Regions from separate parts of the Homo sapiens genome. Here region 1 is linked to region 2. A link is an interaction called in ENCODE POLR2A ChIA-PET data of the cell type or tissue named here. Cell type or tissue: B cell. All regions are shown on one strand. Each heading gives the region's core, and the rest is flanking DNA. Links, peaks and the distances in the headings are about the cores only.

Evidence for each region. Peaks named below come from ENCODE experiments on the same cell type or tissue, not always from the same donor. Only the 100,000 strongest peaks of a DNase experiment are listed, where the experiment ranks them.
Region 1: POLR2A ChIA-PET joins it to region 2 with 9 read pairs; 2 of 35 experiments call an interaction of 5 or more read pairs at or near these places.

What each region holds. Positions count from the first base shown.
Region 1 is chr2:127,345,966-127,353,693 of GRCh38, reverse strand. All of the region lies in intron 1 of MAP3K2 (mitogen-activated protein kinase kinase kinase 2), which reads left to right. Among named protein-coding and RNA genes, the nearest start is that of MAP3K2-DT, 38 kb to the left of the region's middle. RefSeq lists an enhancer at 1,208-1,707. In B cell, for the core only: no CTCF peak of the experiment used is centred there; no DNase peak of the experiment used is centred there; H3K4me3 peaks cover 417 bases; H3K27ac peaks cover 1,773 bases.
Region 2 is chr2:127,281,628-127,292,952 of GRCh38, reverse strand. It overlaps ERCC3 (ERCC excision repair 3, TFIIH core complex helicase subunit), which reads left to right. Exons shown (of 15, transcript NM_000122.2): 3 at 107-343; 4 at 2,680-2,729; 5 at 3,129-3,264; 6 at 3,452-3,616; 7 at 4,089-4,293; 8 at 5,936-6,250. Among named protein-coding and RNA genes, the nearest start is that of ERCC3, 6.9 kb to the left of the region's middle. In B cell, for the core only: no CTCF peak of the experiment used is centred there; no DNase peak of the experiment used is centred there.

The DNA.
Region 1 (7,728 bases), core at 14-5,013, 64 kb before region 2:
AGTAGGGGCGGCCGGGCAGAGGCGCCCCTCACCTCCCGGACGGGGTGGCTGGCCGGGCCGGGGTTTGACCCCCCCCACCTCCCTCCCGGACGGGGCGGCTGGCCAGGCGGGGGGCTGACCCCCCCCACCTCCCTCCCGGACGGGGCAGCTGCTGGACGGAGACACTCCTCACTTCCCAGACGGGGCGGCTGCCGGGCGGAGGGGCTCCTCACTTCTCAGACAGGACGGCTGCTGGGCGGAGGGGCTCCTCACTTCTCAGACGGGGCGGCTGCCGGGCGGAGGGTCTCCTCACTTCTCAGATGGGGCGGCCGGGCGGAGATGCTCCTCACCTCGCAGACGGGGTCACGGCCGGGCGGAGGCGCTCCTCACATCCCAGACGGGGCGGCGGGGCAGAGGCCCTCCCCACATCTCAGACGATGGGCGGCCGGGCAGAGACGCTCGTCACTTCCTAGATGGGATGGCGGCAGGACAGAGACGCTCCTCACTTTCCAGACTGGGCAGCCAGGCAGAGGGGCTCCTCACATCCCAGACGATGGGCGGCCAGGCAGAGACGCTCCTCACTTCCCAGACGGGGTGGCGGCTGGGCAGAGGCTGCAATCTCGGCACTTTGGGAGGCCAAGGCAGGCGGCTGGGAGGTGGAGGTTGTAGCCAGCCGAGATCACGCCACTGCACTCCAGCCTGGGCACCATTGAGCACTGAGTGAACGAGACTCCATCTGCAATCCCGGCACCTTGGGAGGCCGAGGCTGGCGGATCACTTGAGGTTAGGAGCTGGAGACCAGCCCAGCCAACACAGCGAAACCGCGTCTCCACCAAAAAAATACGAAAACCAGTCAGGCATGGCGGCGCGCACCTGCAATCGCAGGCACTCGGCAGGCTGAGGCAGGAGAATCAGGCAGGGAGGTTGCAGTGAGCCGAGATGGCAGCAGTACAGTCCAGCTTCGGCTCGGCATCAGAGGGAGACCGTGGAAAGAGAGGGAGAGGGAGGGAGGGGGAGGAGGAGGGAGAGGGAGAGGGAAGCATGCACTCTTTTTTAACTTACTGCTTTGCCATCCTAAGCATGTGGCCAAGGATTAAAATATCTAACAACTAGTTTTATATAATTTGGAATTTGAAGCTTAGCTCTGTCTAGATTGGAGATACAGATTTGAGGGTTAGTTTATAGGTGATGTTTCTTCAAGAGACTCAATAGAATGAAAAGAGTAGTAGTGCAAGAATGAAACTTCAAATGACACTGGCATTTAATAGCCAAACAAGGAAGAAGAGATTCTGAAGCAGACTCAGGTGAGATGTGGGAAGTGGGGTGAAGAATGGAGACTCGTGAGAGTGCATTGCCATGGAAGCTGTAATGGATATTTATGTTTTTAGCCTACCGGTATTTAAACAACCTTCTCTTTTCTTTTCTTTTTTTGCAGTGGTGGGGATGGGATCATCCATTGTGTTAGTCTTGGCGGAAGTAGCAGTGTTCTGTATCTAACCTTTACTGTAGTAGAATATAACACCAAAAGTAGGGAAGTTGGCCAGGCATGGTGGCTCACGGCTGTAATCGCAGCACTTTAGGAGGCCAAGGCAGGTGGATTGCTTGTGCCCAGAAGTTCAAGACCAGACTGGGCAACATAGCAAAACCGTGTCTCTACCGAAAATACAAAAATTAGCTGGGCATGGTGGTGCGTACCTGTAGTACCAGCTACTTGGGTGGCTGAGGTGGGAGTATCACTTGAGCCCAAGAGGTCAAGGCTGCAGCGAGCCATGATTGTGCCACTGCGCTCTAGCCTGGGTGACAAAGCAAGACCCTGTCTCAAAAAAGAAAAAAAAAACACAAAAAAACAAGAAGTAGGGAAGTCTAGATTATATGAAGTAAGCCATGGCAAGGACTTTGGAATTTATTCAAAGTAGAGAAACTACCAGTACTTTCTGACAGAGAGAGAGCATTAACATTCTCTGACTTACTTTTTAAAAGGGTGATCCTTATTGTTGTATAGGAAATGAGTTATATTAGAGTTTGGAGTAAAATCAAGTTGATCAGATATGAAACTATTTCAGTAATCCATGCAAGAGAGGATTATGGCTTGGAGTAGTGAAATATATTTTTAAGGGAAAGCTAATGGGATTTGCTAATGGATTGGAATATAAGGTGAGAGCATGAGAGGGGTCAAGCCTATCTCAAAATTTTTGTTTTGAGCAACTGGAAAAATAGAGATGCTTCTTGATAAGACTGGAGAAGAATAGATTTTTTTCACTTTGTTTTTGTTTTTACAATTTTTTTCTTCTGAAATAAGTTCCAGAAGTTGCAAAACCAGTATAAAGAAATTTGTTTTGATTATTTGAGAGTAACTTGCTAACATGAGGTCCCATCACCCCACAATATTTTAGTTTGTAATTGCTATCAATAAGGATATTTTTCTACATATCCAGAATCCAACTGTCAAAATGAGGAGGTTAGCATTGATAGAACCTGTGGATTATATCATCTAATCCACAGAACCCATTCAAGTTTTGCCAGTAGTCCCAATAATGCTCATTTTAGGAAAATAATTCAATCAGGATTATAATTTGCATTTAGTTGTTGTGTCTTTTTGATGTATTTCAATCTAGAACAGCCATAACGTTTCCTTGACTTTCATGATTTCGACAGTTTTGAGGTTTACAGAGCAGTTAATTCTTAGACTATTTCTCAATTGAGATTTGTCTAATGCTTCCCTATGAATCAATTCAGGTTATCAATTTTTGGTAGCAGTATCACAGAGGTGATGTGGTATTCTTCTCAGTGTTACCTTACCAGTTGGCACTTTTTTTTAATTTTTAAAAATTGAAGTCAGGCTAGTTAGGTACATGATTTTAATTTGCCTGTTACTGATGATCTTAATTAACATGGATCACTTGACTTAAGCTTTTTTTTTTGTCTGCTGGCTTTCTACACTAGAAAGGGTACTTTTTTTTCCTTTGAAAAATGAGTGGAAATGATTATTTTTTGGAGATGGTGTGTTGAAACTAAGTAACTCATTCCTCATCACACTTTTCATCCACTAGCTTTAGCATTTGTTGATTTTTCTTGGTTGAATTATTACTTAATTATTTCTATTGATGATTGCTGAATGGTGGTCTTTCTAATTTTATTACATTCATTAGTTGACATTCTACTGTAAGAAAAAGCTTTCTCTTCCTCCCATTGTTGATTTATTTGTTTATCTTTGTTTTTATGGACTCATGGTTTTCTTCTTTCTTTTTTTTTTTTTTTTTGTTTTTGTTTTTGTTTCAGGAGATGGGATCTTGCCATGTCGCCCTGGTGGGATACAAACCCCTGGGCTGAAGTGATCCTCCTGCCTCAGTCTCCTGAGTAGCTGAGATTATAGCTATTGGGCCTAACTTCATTGTTTCATTTTTTCTATTCAGTGGGCCTGTAATCCAACATTATTTTTATTTTGATGCTCAAATTGTCCCATATTTGATAAGTGGAATCCCCTTCAAGTTGTGCCTGTGGCCTTCTGACATGTCCCCATAAGTCTTTATGTGCTTTCTTTCTGGTTCAGTGAGATGTTTTAGGCTCATTTTGCAATTACCTCCTCTAAATCAGCTGTATCTCAGTCATATTCTGATTCCTCAGCCGTACAGTGGGGATTGGTACTTGCAGACATCAGGGCAGCGTGGCAAAACTCCATCTCTACAGAAAATTAGCTGGGCGTGGTAGCAAATGCTATAGGCTGAGGTGGAAGAATTGCTTAAGCCCGGGAGATTGAGGCTGCAGTGAGCTGTGATAGTACCACTGCACATCAGCCTGGGTGACAGTGCAAGACCCTGTCACAGAAAACAAAACAAAACCACCTGAAAAATTTCGTTGAGAATTTAAATTTTTATTGAAAGAGAATATACTAAATAAAACTTCCCCAACCACTTTGTGACTTTCTCTATGTGCATATGTATGGTAGGAGAATTTTGTATTCCAGCTAGTTGTTTCCTCAAAAGGTAAATTGGAGTGATATGGCATTATGGAAAGTTTACTTGAGTAAGAAATAAGAAACAGGTATTCAAGTCTTAGCTTTGTCCAACTTTATAAGTTATATTATCTTTTTGGCCCTCAGATTTTAAAATAAGATGTTTAGACTAGATGTTTTCTTCTCAGCTGTTTAAAATTTAGTCTTATATTTGTCTTGATTAAAAGTCCTAAAAACTGAGGTAATACAGTGGTTGCCCTTGAAATGGTACTGATAGGCATGATGAAGGGAGCACTTTCTCGAGACCAGGCTGGATGGCCTGTAATCCCAACACTTTGAGAGGCCGAGGCAGGAGGATTGCTTGAGCCCAGGAGTTTGAGACCAGCCTGGGCAACACAGTGAGACGCCATATAAAAAAACAAAAACAAAAACAAAAAACTAGCCAGGCATGATGCGTACCTGTAGTCCCAGCTACTTGAGAGGCTGCAGCAAGAGGATCACTTGAGTCAGGGAAGTTGAGGCTGCCGCAGGCAGTGATCATGCCAGTGCACTCTAACCTGGGCAACAAAGTGAGACCCTGTCTCCAAAAAAAAAAAGAAAGAAAAGAAAGGAACACTTTCTTGTTTTATGTTATATTCTGTGTTAATAATTTTTACATTTTTTCTTTGATAATTCCTTAATGTTACTTGACATTTGAAAATAATATAACTAAAAAGAAATTAAAGTTGTCAGTGCTTACAAAATGGCAGCATGCAAGGATAACATGGTTGTTTTTGTAAAAATTTGAATTAGTTGCTAATATTTGAAATTGGGGAGATCTCACATTAAAATTTGGATTAGGGCTTTTTGAAAAACCAGCATATCTGATAATACTGAGCCCGAACTTCTGTAGCAGCTATTGACTGGAGCTGAGGCAGTTGCTTCTCTAGGTGAGCAAATGATCTCTAGTTATTCATAGAACCAGCCACTTCTATTTTGTTTCCTTCCTTTCTCCCTTCCTTCCTTTTTCAGTTATAATTTGCATACCATGAAATTCACCCTTTTAAATACTACAATTCAGTAATCTTTCATTTATTCACAGAGTTGTGCAACCATCACCACTGCCTCACTCCAGAACATTTCCTCATCCCCCAAAAGATACTTCATACTCATTCACAGTCATTCCCCATTTCCCATACCCTGGCTTTAGGAAATCACTAATCTACTTTCAGTCTCTGTAGATTTGCTATTCTAGACATTTCATGTAAGTGGAATATGGGGCTTTTTAAAAATCTGGCTTATTCCACTTAGCATAAATTTGTCCATGTTGGAGCATGTATAGGTACTTTATTCTTTTTAATGACTGAATTTTATTTATTTGTTTATTTATTTATTGGAGATGAAGTCTCACTCTGTTGTCCAGGCTGGAGTGTAGTGGCGTAATGTGGGCTCACTGCAACATCTGCCTCCCATGTTCAAGCAATTCTCCTGCCTCAGCCTCCTGAGTAGCTGGGATTACAGGCTCCTGCCACCATGCCCAGCTAATTTTTGTGTTTTTAGTAGAGATAGGGTTTCATCACATTGGACAGACTGGTCTCAAACTCCTGACCTCAAGTGATCCAATTATCTCAGCTTCCCAAAGTGCTGGGATTACAGATGTAATCTGTAAGCCACCACACATGGTCAATAATATTTCATCATATGGATATAGGACATGTTTCTCTCTTCATCAGTTGATGGACATTTGGGTTCTTATAAATAGTGCTGCATTGAATTTACAGGGTTTTGTGTGGTTGTGTGCTTTCAGTTCTCTTGGGTATATACAATAGGAGTGGAAACAGTGGCTCATATTTCTTCACATCTTCATTACCACCTGTCATTGTCTTTCTTTTTGATTATAGTCATCCTACTGGATGTGAGGTAGTATGTCATTTTGATTTTTATTGGCATTTCCCTGATGACAGATGATACTGAGCATCTTTATTTTTCTTTTTCAGTATTGTTGTGGCTATTCAGTGCCTATTGCAGTTTCATATGAATTTAAGGATCAGTTTTCCGTTTCTGCTAAAAGAGGCCATTGGAATTTTGATAGAGAGTTCATTGAATCTGTAGATAACTTTGGGAGTATTGCTATCTTAAAAATATTGTTTTCCCATTCATGAATATGGGATGTCTTTCTGTATATTTAGGTCTACTTTAATTTCTTTCAACAGTGTTTTGTAGTTTTTAGAGTGCAAGCTGCATTTTTTTGTTGTTGTTAAATATGTTCCTAAGTACTTTATTTTTTTTGGTGGTATTGTAAATGAAATTGATTTCTTAATTTTATTTCCAGAATGTTTATTGCTAATGTATAGAAATATAATTGATTTTTGAATGTTGACCTTGTATCCTGCATCTGTGCTGAACGTGTTTATTGATTCTAATACTGTTTTTGTTTGTTTCTTAGGTTTTCCTGTATCTAAGATTATGTCACTTGCAAATGGGTATAGTTTTACTTCTTATCCAGTCTGGATTCCGTTTATTTCATTTTCTTGCCTCGTCTTCTGACTAGAACCTCTAGTACAATATTAAATAGATGTGTGGCAAGAGTGGACATCCCCATATTCCTGGCCTTACTGGGAATGTATCCTGTTTTTCACCATGAAGTTTTTCACCATAATCAACTTGATTATGTCCTCTTCTGTTTGTTATCTTTTGAGCATAAAAGGGTGTTGAATTTTGGCACATGTGTTTTCTGTATGTTTTGAGATGATTTGGTTTTTGTTCTTTTTTCTTTTTTTTCTTTTTTTCCTTGAGACAGAGTCTCGCTCTGTCGCGCGGGCTAGAGTACAGTGCAGCATGATCTCTGCTCACTGCCAACCTCTGCCTCCCAGGTTCAAGGGAGTCACCTGCCTCAGCCTCCCAAGTAGCTGGGATTATAGGTGCCCATCACCATGCCTGGCTAATTTTTGTATTTTTAGTAGAGGCAGGGTTTTGCCATGTTGGCCAGGCTGATTTCGAACTCCTGACCTCAGGTGATCCGCCTGCCTCAGCCTCCCAAAGTGCTGGGATTACAGGCATGAGCCACTGTGCCTGCCTGGTTTTTGTTCTTTGTTCTGTTAATGTGGTTTTTTACATTGATTGGATTTTATGTGCTGAACCAACCTTGATTTTGTTGGATATATCCCAAATGTGCATGGTATATAATTTGTTTTTTAATGTTCTAGGTTAGGTTTGCTAGTATTTTATTGAGGATTTTTGCATCTGTATTGATGAGATATTGATCTTTAGTTTTCTCATCTTGTGATGGCTTTGTCTGGTTTTGGTATTGGAGTAATACTGGCTTCACAATGAATTGGGAAGTGTTCCTTCTTTTTTTTTTTTTTTTTTTTTTAAAACCAGTTTTTGTAAATTCTGTAAATGTTTGAAGTGATCTGGTCCAGGGCTTTTATTTGTGAGAAATTTTTCATTTCTAATTTAGTCTTTTTACTTTTTATAGGTCTGTTCAAATTCTTAATTTCTTCTTGATGAGTCGATTTTGATAATTTGTTTCTTTTTAGGAATTTGTCTGTGTCATCTCAGTCATCTAATTTGTTGATGTACAGTTGTTAACAGTATTCTCTTATCCTTTTTATTTCTGAAAGGTTGGTGTAATTGCTCCCTTTTGAATTCTTGAATTTAGTTATTTGTGTTTTCCCTCTTCTTTTTTTGATTAGCTAAAAGTTTGTTAGTTTTGTTGATCTTTTCAAAGGGCCAATTTTTGTTTTCTTGATTTTTTTTTTAAATTTCAGTGGTATTTTTATTTTCTACTCCCTATTCCTTTAGCTTGTTTCAGATTT
Region 2 (11,325 bases), core at 3,651-8,650:
GTGGTGTTGGGCAGCTTATTCTTTCTTGATAATGATATGGGCAAGAGCCCAGTAGTCTCTGCAACTCATGTTTCCTTGTCTGTTTTGTCCATTTGGTATCTCTCAGGCTCCCGATGGCCATATCTTCTTGGAAGCCTTCTCTCCAGTTTACAAATATGCCCAAGACTTCTTGGTGGCTATTGCAGAGCCAGTGTGCCGACCAACCCATGTGCATGAGTACAAACTAACTGCCTACTCCTTGTATGCAGCTGTCAGCGTTGGGCTGCAAACCAGTGACATCACCGAGTACCTCAGGAAGCTCAGCAAGACTGGAGTCCCTGATGGAATTATGCAGTTTATTAAGGCAAGTGACAGCTGAGACCAGCAATTCCACCTGCCCTGCTAATGTAACAATAGGCATAGGTGCTCCATGTTGTCAGCCTGTGGCAGCCATGAGAATGTGCCATTCAGATTTCCTGTGGGGAGCATAACGACTGATTACCCCAGCCGCTACACTCTGGATCCAGCATTGTGTTCTGGGTGAGGCCATGCTTCTCATGAGCCGCTACACTCTGGATCCAGCATTGTGTTCTGGGTGAGGCCACGCTTCTCATGAGCCGCTCCCAGCTGTGGGTATTAACACAGAGGGGCTACTAATTCAGGCCCATTGTAGCCAGGGAGAATTTGGAAATGCAGCCCAAAGTGAGTGTGCTGGGGACTGAATTGTGTGTGTTCCCCTCAAATTTTGTCTTCAAAACCTAATATCCAATGGTAATGTATTTGGAGTAAGAAAGTAGTTAAGACTAAATGAGGTCGTGATCCGCTATGATTAGTGTCCTCCTAAGAAGAGACACCGGAGCATGCTTTCTCTCACCTGCCCTTCTTGTCATGTGAGTACACAATGGGAAGGTGGTCCATAGACAAGAGCCTTCACCAGAAACTGAATCGGCTGATACCTTGATCATAGACTTTCAGCCTCCACAGCTCTGAGAAAATACAGTTCTAATGTTGAAGCCACCCAGTCTGGAATTTTATTATGGCAGCCCAAGCTGACTAACACAGGTGGTAAACTCTGTCTAAAGCTAAGTATCTGCAGGAGACCAATAGTCAACAAGTTCCATGAGGGAAAGTCAAAAACAACTTCAGATGTTTTTGACAAAACAAAGAGGGTTCCATGTGATTAATAGTTGAACATGCTAGGTTTCTTCTGCGAGATGGGTGAATGCCATTTAAAAGAGATGGACAGTGGCTTTCATTGCCTTTGGCTGATCCAAAAGGAGTCAGATTCAGACCTTGGGATCTGGAGTGGCAGAAGAGTGCCACAGGAATTCAGTATGGTACTGCAGCCAGTCCCAGAGAAGCTGCAGGAGTCCTGGAGAGAACTCTCTTTTCCTGTGATGTGAAAGCGTGCCCGGCCAGGTGCAGTGGCTCACTCCTGTAATCCCAGCACTTTGGGTGGCTGAGGTGGGTGGACCACCTGGGGTCAGGAGTTCAAGACCAGCCTGGCCAACATGGCGAAATTCCTGTCTCTACTAAAAATACAAAAATTCGCCAGGCATGGTGGTGGGTGCCTGTAATCCCAGCTACTCAGGAGGCTGAGGCAGGACAATCACTTGAACCCGGGCGGCAGAGGTTGAAGTGAGCTGAGATCTCACCATTCATTGCACTCCAGCCTGGGCAACAGAGTGAGACTCCGCCTCAGAACAACAACAAAAAAGAAAGCGTGCCCAAGGAGAGGACCTTGTACCAACACTGTGGCTCTGCCTGGTCTTGGCTGCGAATTGCCTGCAGGGATGTAGGTGTTGGTGCACTGTAGTGGTGGATCAGGGACAACAGCGGGGATAGGCAGCCCCTCAAAGTCTGACTGGCAAATTTTTTTTTTCTTTTTTTTTGAGACGGAGTCTTGCTCTGTCGCCCAGGCTGGATAGCAGTGGCATGATCTTGGCTCACTGCAACCTCTACCTCCCAGGCTCAAGCAGTTCTCCTGCCTCAGCCTCCCAAGTAGCTGGGATTATAGGCGCCCGTCACCATGCCCGGCTAATTTTTATATTTTTAGTAGAGATGGGGTTTCACCATGTTGGCCAGGCTGGTCTCGAACTCCTGACCTCAGGTGATCCACCTGGCTCGGCCTCCCAAAGTGCTAGGATTACAGGTGTGAGCCACCGTGCCTGGCCTGAGTGGCAAATTTTTATTGTTGCCACACAGCCTCTACTGTATTCCTTCCTAAAGGTGGTTGGGAACCTGGGAGGATTTAAGCTGTATTCTCTGCCATCAAGATGCTTACATTCTATTTGGGGAAATAGGAGCATTGGTGAAGAGGCTTTGCATTTTATTTAAGCCGCAATTACTGTGCACATACTCTGTGGAGTTGTAGTAATACTGGTGTGGTCTTCTCTAGACTAGGGTGGGGGCTGTGGGAATAGAGAGGAAAGGCAGAATGCAAGATTTTAAGCAGCGTTTTATAACTTAATGGATATGCATCAGAATTACCCAGGCAAGAGGAAGATTTTGTTCTCAGAAAGCAGAGGCCAATGGAAAAAGCTCAGTTTAGGCACATCTGACCACTTTAGGATTGCAAGTTGGGTTTCCCTAAAGTAAAATGAACTTTTCACTTGGTTGGTAGGTGTAAGATGTGACCAGTAATGAATGTGTTCTGAGTTAGCTGCACATTTACCTGTTGGATGTTATCTGTATTTGCAGTTGTGTACTGTCAGCTATGGAAAAGTCAAGCTGGTCTTGAAGCACAACAGGTAAGAGATTCCATGACAGGCCTGTCCCAAGGCACTGTCACTTTCTGCGCACCAGCAGGAATAAAGGGATATGGGAAGGACCTGATGTTTATGCTGTCTTTTCTGTGAAGCACAGATAAGAGAAGAGAAACAAGAGATGTGGCCCAGACTGGAAACTCATCCACTGGCCACTGTATTTCCTCTAGCAGTGGAGCTGGGCTCAGGCCCCTGCCTACTTGACCTCAAAGTCACAACCCTCATATGTTAAATCATGGCCGGCAGCTCATGGTACAGATTTGGCGAAGGGTTGTGGGGAGAGTCATGAGGCTTGTATTTCCAGACCATCTAATTGAATGAGCAGTGGAATCTCCAGGAGGTACCTGCTGGTCAGTAGACCCCTTCTTCCTCCCCTGCTTGCAGATACTTCGTTGAAAGTTGCCACCCTGATGTAATCCAGCATCTTCTCCAGGACCCCGTGATCCGAGAATGCCGCTTAAGAAACTCTGAAGGGGAGGCCACTGAGCTCATCACAGAGACTTTCACAAGCAAATCTGCCGTATGTGGACTCCTGGGCCACCCTTGGGTGGGGGCAGGCATTTAGGATTTCAGTTCTCTCAGGTGTCTTTAACCCAGCACTTACAACCTAGCAGCCCTGCTGGTTCTACCCTTTACAACTTCACCCATTGCTTGATAACAGCAGAATTAAATGTTGTGTGCACGTTCAGCACCTACCTCTCTCACAGATTTCTAAGACTGCTGAAAGCAGTGGTGGGCCCTCCACTTCCCGAGTGACAGATCCACAGGGTAAATCTGACATCCCCATGGACCTGTTTGACTTCTATGAGCAAATGGACAAGGATGAAGAAGAAGAAGAAGAGACACAGACAGTGTCTTTTGAAGTCAAGCAGGTTAGTGAATGTACCTTCCTCCTGGTTCCTTCACTGAGCTGCTGTTAGAAGCTAGTCCAGCCATGTGTCGACTCTGCCTGTAGTCTGTGTGAAAGGAAGGAGTCCCTGTTGGTCCCTGAATTGCTTTCTCCTTTTTATTATCTGTGAGCCATGGCATCATTTCTCCTGATGGAGTTAAAGTCCCAGTGTCCTCTTTTTCAGGCTGGTAGGCTGGTCTTCACAGGTTCCTGAGGAGATGTGAGAAATGGTGCCTGAAGGTCAATTTTGCCTGCTGATTAGATTTCATTTTCAAAGTGTTGTTAGTCTGGGTTGCTTTTCTGTGCTTTATCCCGGTTGTTGACTGAGCAAGATCTAAAATCTTGTAGAAGTTTAGATAGAATGCCACTTTTTTGACCATTGGACCTCTTAGAAGATGTAATGTTTTTGAGCACAGTAACAAGATTTTAAAACCCCTTTTGTGCCCTCTTTCCAGGAAATGATTGAGGAACTCCAGAAACGTTGCATCCACCTGGAGTACCCTCTGTTGGCAGAATATGACTTCCGGAATGATTCTGTCAACCCTGATATCAACATTGACCTAAAGCCCACAGCTGTCCTCAGACCCTATCAGGAGAAGAGCTTGCGAAAGATGTTTGGAAACGGGCGTGCACGTTCGGGGGTCATTGTTCTTCCCTGCGGTAAGTGGTACCAGAGTTAAGAAGGTGGTCAGGCTGTTGTGTCTGGATCTGCCAGCTGCCTCCCGCTTTCTCTCTGCACATTTCCCTAAATCACACCTTGCTGAAAAGCCAAGATCAGGTGACTCCCTGATTCATGACTTGACAAATATTTGAGTGCTTGCTGTGTATGGGCCCTGGCCTGGACACTGGGGGTATTATGGTGGCTAGAACAACACTTCTGACCTCATGGAGCTCACTCTTCTGGGGAAGAGACAGATGGTAAGCAGATGTGTACAACCTTGGGTGGTGCTAGAGTCAGCGAAGAAAAATTAGAGCACATGAGGGGTGAGATTGTAATGATGGCAAGGGGCTGTTGCACTTAGTGGGGTTAGGTTCTTGTTCTTGAATCAGCCTTAGGGGTTGTGTATTTGGAGACTCCCTAGCGCAGAAACTTTGGTGTTCCTGGATGACTAGGATGGTGTGCAGGTCCAGGGAAAGGCAGGAGTGGCCCCCTGGGCACCTGTTTGACCACTTATCCCAGTAGTGTCAGGTCCTAGCCTAGCTTCTTGGCCAGAGACCACAGCAGACTCACCTTGGGACCCCACTGAGGACTTACAGAGGCAAGGTCTTCAGGGAAGGGGAGGTTCTTTTTTTCCAAAACTCCAAGGGTTATTTTGATGTTGTTTTCCTTTTTTATTTCACTTTACAAATTTTTTTTATTTACGTTTATTCCTGGTAACTCACAGTGTATTTTTATAATAAAGGAAGGATCTCTGTTTAATGGAAAAGCTTGATTTTTCTCTTGATCTTCAAATGGTGGATGGTAGTAAACTCAGAAGCTCCTGGAATTTCATTTTCTCTGTACACACATAGCGCATCCCTGAATTCTCAGCCCCGTTTGCTGTGTAATAATAATAGTGGTCTTTTGCCGAGTGCCTCCTTCTGTGGGCCAGGCATGCTGGGACCCAGTAGCTTCACTGTCCCGTGGCTGTGGGCAAGGTAAAGTACTCCTCAGCTTTAGTTTTTCAATCTTTCTTTTTTCTTTTTGAGACAGAGTCTTGCTCCGTTGCCCATGCTGGAGTGTAGTGGCGCCATCTTGGCTCACCACAACCTCCGCCTACTGGGTTCAAGATATTCTCCTGCCTCAGCCTCCCAAGTGACCGGGATTATAGGCGCCCGCCACCATGCCCGGCTAATTTTTTGTATTTTTAGTAAAGATAGGGTTTCACCATGTTGGCCAGGCTGGTCTTGAACTCCTGACCTCATGTGATCTACCCACCTCGGCCTCCCAAAGTGCTGGGATTACAGGTATGAGCCACCGTGGCATGGTGGCTCAGCCAGGTTTTTCTATCTTTAAAATAACAATAACAGGCATTTCTCTTCTCACTGGTTTGTTTTGAGATTTTGACATTTAAATGAGATGTGTGTAAAGTGCTACAGTAGGCCCCAGCGCCTGCCATTTCTCACATATGTATGTGAAGTGGGCATGTCTCCTCATTATAAAGAAGAAAACAGGCTGGAGCAGTGTGTGTCGCTCAGATGTCAGCTATGTGGACTGTTACAAGACATTTTCCTAGATTGCTGTACTTGTGAGTCATTCTGCCTGTCCCTGTCCTTCATTTCAACCTGTCCTTGGGTGGGATTGCACTCTTGTTTCTTGTAGGTGCTGGAAAGTCCCTGGTTGGTGTGACTGCTGCATGCACTGTCAGAAAACGCTGTCTGGTGCTGGGCAACTCAGCTGTTTCTGTGGAGCAGTGGAAAGCCCAGTTCAAGATGTGGTCCACCATTGACGACAGCCAGATCTGCCGGTTCACCTCCGATGCCAAGGACAAGCCCATCGGCTGCTCCGTTGCCATTAGCACCTACTCCATGCTGGGCCACACCACCAAAAGGTCCTGGGAGGCCGAGCGAGTCATGGAGTGGCTCAAGACCCAGGAGTGGGGCCTCATGATCCTGGATGAAGTGCACACCATACCAGGTAAGCAGGCTGGAGCTGAGCTGTCCACTTGCTGAACAGACAAACCAATTTCCAGTTGTTAGGTTGGGAAAGGGACTGCTGTGTAGCCCACCCAACTGGCTAGAAAGACTTGCTGGCTTGCTGGGTAAAGCTTTTAATAGTTCTTTTTTTTTTTTTTGAGAGGGAGTCTCACTCTGTCACCCAAGCTGGAGTGCAGTGGCACGATCTCAGCTCACCACAACTTCCACCTCCCAGGTTCAAGCAGTTCTCTGCCTCAGCCTCTGAGTAGCTGGGATTACAGGCACCTGCCACCATGCTAGGCTAATTTTTGTATTTTTGTAGAGACAGGGTTTCCCCATCTTGGCCAGGCTGGTCTTGAACTCCTGACCTCGTGATCCACCCACCTCATCCTCCCAAAGTGCTGGGATTACAGGCGTGAGCCACCGTGCCCGGCCAGTAATTCTTAAGTGGGATGCAGGCAGGAGTGTTCACATTCACAGTTTGCTTAATCACTGGCTCAGTAGTGATTTAGAAAATGATATTTTCTTTCCTCCATCTTCCTTTTGCTGCTCAGCTTCATCCGTTTTTTAATGGCCCTCTAAAAACTGGGTTAGGAGCACTGAAAAGCCCTTCCCAAAATGGTGGTGATGTGTTTTATTTGAAGCCCGGAATATTGATCCTTAGTCAATATGTAATAGAAGCCCTACTTCTCCAAGTATCATGGGCAAACCTTTTTTTTTTAAGCTGCTCTATTGATTTAATTTATATACCATAAAATCACCCCTTGTAAATATATAATCCAATGAGTTTTAGTAAATTTGTGGACCAGTGCAACCATGACCATGATCCAAGTTTTCTTTTCTTTTTTTTTTTGAGATGGCATCTTGCTTTGTTGCCCAGGCTGGAGTGCAGTCGTGTGATCTTGGCCCACTGCAACCTCCGCCTCTAGGGTTCAACTGATTCCCCTGCCTCAGCCTCCCAAGTAGCTGGGACTACAGGTGTGTACTACCACACCCGGCTAATTTTTTTTTATTTGAGACAGTTTCGCTCTTGTTGCCCAGGCTGGAGTGCAGTGGTGCAATCTCAGCTCACTGGAAGCTCTGCCTCCCGGGTTCAAGTGATTCTCCTGCCTCAGCCTCCCGAGTAGCTAGGATTACAGGTGTGCGCCACCATGCCCAGCTAATTTTATATTTTTAGTAGAGACAGGGTTTCTCCGTGTTGGTCAGGCTGGTCTCAAACTCCTGACTTCAGGTGATCCGCCCACCTCAGCCTCACCCTGGGATTACAGGCGTAAAGTACCACACCTGGCCAAATTTTTGTATTTTTAGTAGAGAAAGGGTTTCGCCATGTTAGCCAGGCTGGTCTTGAAGTCCAGACTTTAAGTGATCTGCCTGCTTGGGCCTCCCAAAGTACTGGGATTATAGACGTGAGCCACTGCATTCGGCCACCATGATCCAGTTTTAGATTTCCTTTGTACTCATTTGCAGTCAATCTTTGTTTCTCTATCTAGCTTCAGATGACTACTGAACTGCTGTCACTATAGATTTGCTTTTTATGGAAAATTTATATAAACACAATCATACAATATATATTATGTCTGGCTTCTTTCACTTCCCATAATGATTCATCTGTGCCTTAGCATTTATCAGTAGTTTGTTCCTTTTATTGCTGTATAGTTTTTTGGGCGAATCTTTTTTGATAAAAACAGATTAAGGGATTAAGATTAACAAATTAGGAGTGGGCATGGTGGCTGACACCTGTAGTCTCCTAGCACTTTGGGAGGCCAGGGCAGGAGGATTGCTTGAGCCCAGGAGCTTAAGATTAGCCTGGGTAACATAGTGAGACATGTCTCTACAAAAAAAAATTTTTTTAATTAGCCAAGTGTGGTGGTGTGCACCTGTGGTCTCAGCTGCTGAGGAGGCTGAGGTGGGAGGATCACTTGAACCTGGGAGGTTGAGGCTGCAGTGAACCATGATTGTGCAACTGTACTCCAGCATGGGTGACAGAGTGTGAGACTCTGTCTCAAAAAAAAAAAATAAAGATGAACAGATTAGGGTAAATTAAGGAGTCTAATAGAGGTTACTATGAACAAAATGAAATCTGAGGCATTTTCACAGGTAGTGTTCAAAATGTCAAAATGGCCCCAGCATCTGGTTCTTTCTGTGCATGAGAGCTCTTCAGCCCTGATGGGTTTCTGGAGATACCTAGAGATGTTCACAGCTGGCCAGGGAGGGATTGGAGGTCTTTCTGATGGAAGCCCAGGGTGTGGGCCCTGCTGTGGGAAAGTACTTGGCATAGTGAGACAGCACAAGGTGGCCATGCGGCCAGAGGAGAGCATAGGAACAGTAGTCAAGGCTGAGGAAGATTAGCGGTATTGGGGCAGGTCTTGTAGGACCTTGTAGGCCACGACAAGAACTTTGGCTTGTACTCTTAGTGTGAAGCCATCTGAGGGATTTGAGCAGAGCATGACATGAGTTGACTTTACACTGTAAAAATACTGCCCTGGCTGCTGTGCTGGAAATAGACTGAAGGAAGCAAGACAGAAGCGGTGAGGTGAGTTTGTGGAATCCCAGTAAGGATGAAGGCGTGATCCGACTCTGGATATGTTGTGAAGCTTTAATTGACAGGTCAGGTGTGGAATCAGAGAGAAATCAAGAATGACACTAAGGTTTTTGGCTTGAACAAAGGGAGGATACAGTGGGCATTAATTGAGATGGGGAACACTCTCAAAGGAGCTGGTCTGGAAGGTGACTATCAGGAGTTGGGCTTTAGATGTGTGAATTTGAGTTTCCTGTTAGGCATTCAGGCCATGGCAAAAAGGTTAAGAAATAGGCCAAAGAAATTGATAGACATTTCACCAAAAAAGGATATACATATGTCAAAAAAGCACTTGAAAAAGGGTTCAACCTCATTAGTCATCAGGGAACTGCAGATTTAAACCCACCACAGGATGCTCCCATATGCCAGTTAGAAGGGCCAAAATAAAAAATACTGATGTGCGGGTGCTGATGAGGTCACAGCAACTGAACTGTCACACATTCCTGGAGGGATGGATTGCAAAGTGTATGGTCACTGTGGAAAACAGTTTGTCCATTTATTATGAAATTACCACATGACCCATCAGTCCCATTCCTGTGTATCCTGGATACATGAAAAGAGGTTTACACAAAATCCTGTACACGAATGTTTATGGCAGCTCTGTTCATAATATCCAAAACCCAGGTGCTCATCAGTGGGTGTCTGGATAAACAAGCTGTGGTACATCCATACACTGGAACACTACTCAGTAGTGAAAAAGAACAAACTTGCTGCATGTTGCAACCTGGATGAATCTCAAAAGCATGGTGCTGAGTGAAAGAAGTCAGCCTCAAAAGCTTCCATAGTATGTGATTTCATTTATACAACGACAGTATAGTGCTGGCCAGCAGATCAGTGGTTGCCAGAAGTGGGGGGTCAGAGATGGATGACTCTAAAGGAGAGCACAGGGGAATTTTGGGGGATGCTGTCTTTATCTGTACCCTGATTGTGGTGCTGGTTACAAAAATGTAAATATGTTAAAATGCATAGAAGTGCCCCCCCCACCCCCCGCCCCAAGTCAGTTTTACTGTGAGAATTTAAAAACTCAAAAGAAAAAAGGTGGAAGGGTGGGTATTGGGTCTGCTAGGATTGAAAATTGATGGTACAGAGAATCACTACCCACAAAGGAGTCTGGAATTGTTCTGTAGCAGTTTGGTTGGAAGCTGTGTTCAGGGCTTGAGGCATTCTGTCTGACTATATGTTTGGTACACGTTCATGTTTTTCTTTAACCCAAGCCCCAGGTCCCAGGTTCCAGGGGACAACAGCACAGATTTGGGATTGGTTATCTGATGAACAAGTACAAAAAGGTGCATCTCACACTCACATATGTCTGTGAGTTTGTCTGTCTCTCGTCTAGTTCACTGGATGAGTTAGTCTTTGGTTGAGTTGCGGAGTGAAACCAACAAACTCTAAGGGATTTTTGAGTACAGGCCCCATAAGCCCAGTGGCCTGGCCATGCTCATTGTCCCAGAGAGCAAATGTTAAATAAGGGAATGCTAGGAAGTCACAGTAAGTCTCCTGACTGTCTTAACGTCTGCTGTGTTGGGTTAGGTGGAGTGATCAATCTTTGAGATTTATCTCAAAGGATAAAGATTGCTGTGCTGTTTTACAGATTTTTCAAAAGGAGCTCTGTTATGCCTTTTTATTAATGATTCATATTATGGTACTTGTGTATATTAAGTGCTTCCTGTGTGCTAGGTACTGTGCCAGTTTCATTATTTCTACAGGTATTTATTGAGAACCTACTAAGTTTAGGCACTGTACTTGGCACTGGAGACAAAGTGGAAGGGACAGCCAAGTAACCACACAAATAAATGCCAAATGACAACCATGACATAATGTTGAGTGATACAAGCCACACACAAAAGTGCATACTATGATTTCATTCATGCAAAGTTCAGAAAGGAGGCAGACCCCTCTCAGAAGTCAGAGGAGTGTTTCCCTCAAGGAAGAGTGCTAGTTATTGACAGAAGGGGTCAGGGGAGAGACCTCTGGGTGCCTGGTTCTCTATATCCTGATCTAGGTGGTTCCACAGCTGCATGTCTGTAAAAATATATTGAGTAGTATGCTGTGAGTTATTCACCTGTGACAGCTGTCAGGGCTGTAGGAGAGTGTAATAGAGGGGTGTGATGGGGTCACGGGTGTCCAGGCAGAGTCCTACCTGCCTTATCCTTGTCTTGGGTCAGTATGTCCCCCAGTGTTGCCTCTCTGGGGCCCACACTGGGTTGGTGTAGCCATTGCCTTGACTACCATTTCCCTCTAACATGGGGAGCTTGGTCTGAGGTTCTTGGCTACTGTATTTTGGAGCCAGCACAGTCTTTCCTTAGACATAACCCTGAGCTGATTTTGTTTTCTGTGTTGTGTGTGTGTGTGTGTGTTTGTGTGTGTGTGTTTGCATGTGGTGTTGTGTGCAAACCATGTAGATGTAAAAACTAAACATTTACTTAGAGTTAGGCAACCCTATGTTATTTCACTGTGAACGTCTTTGTGTTTTGGTGCATTCAGGCCTCTTTTTCCTT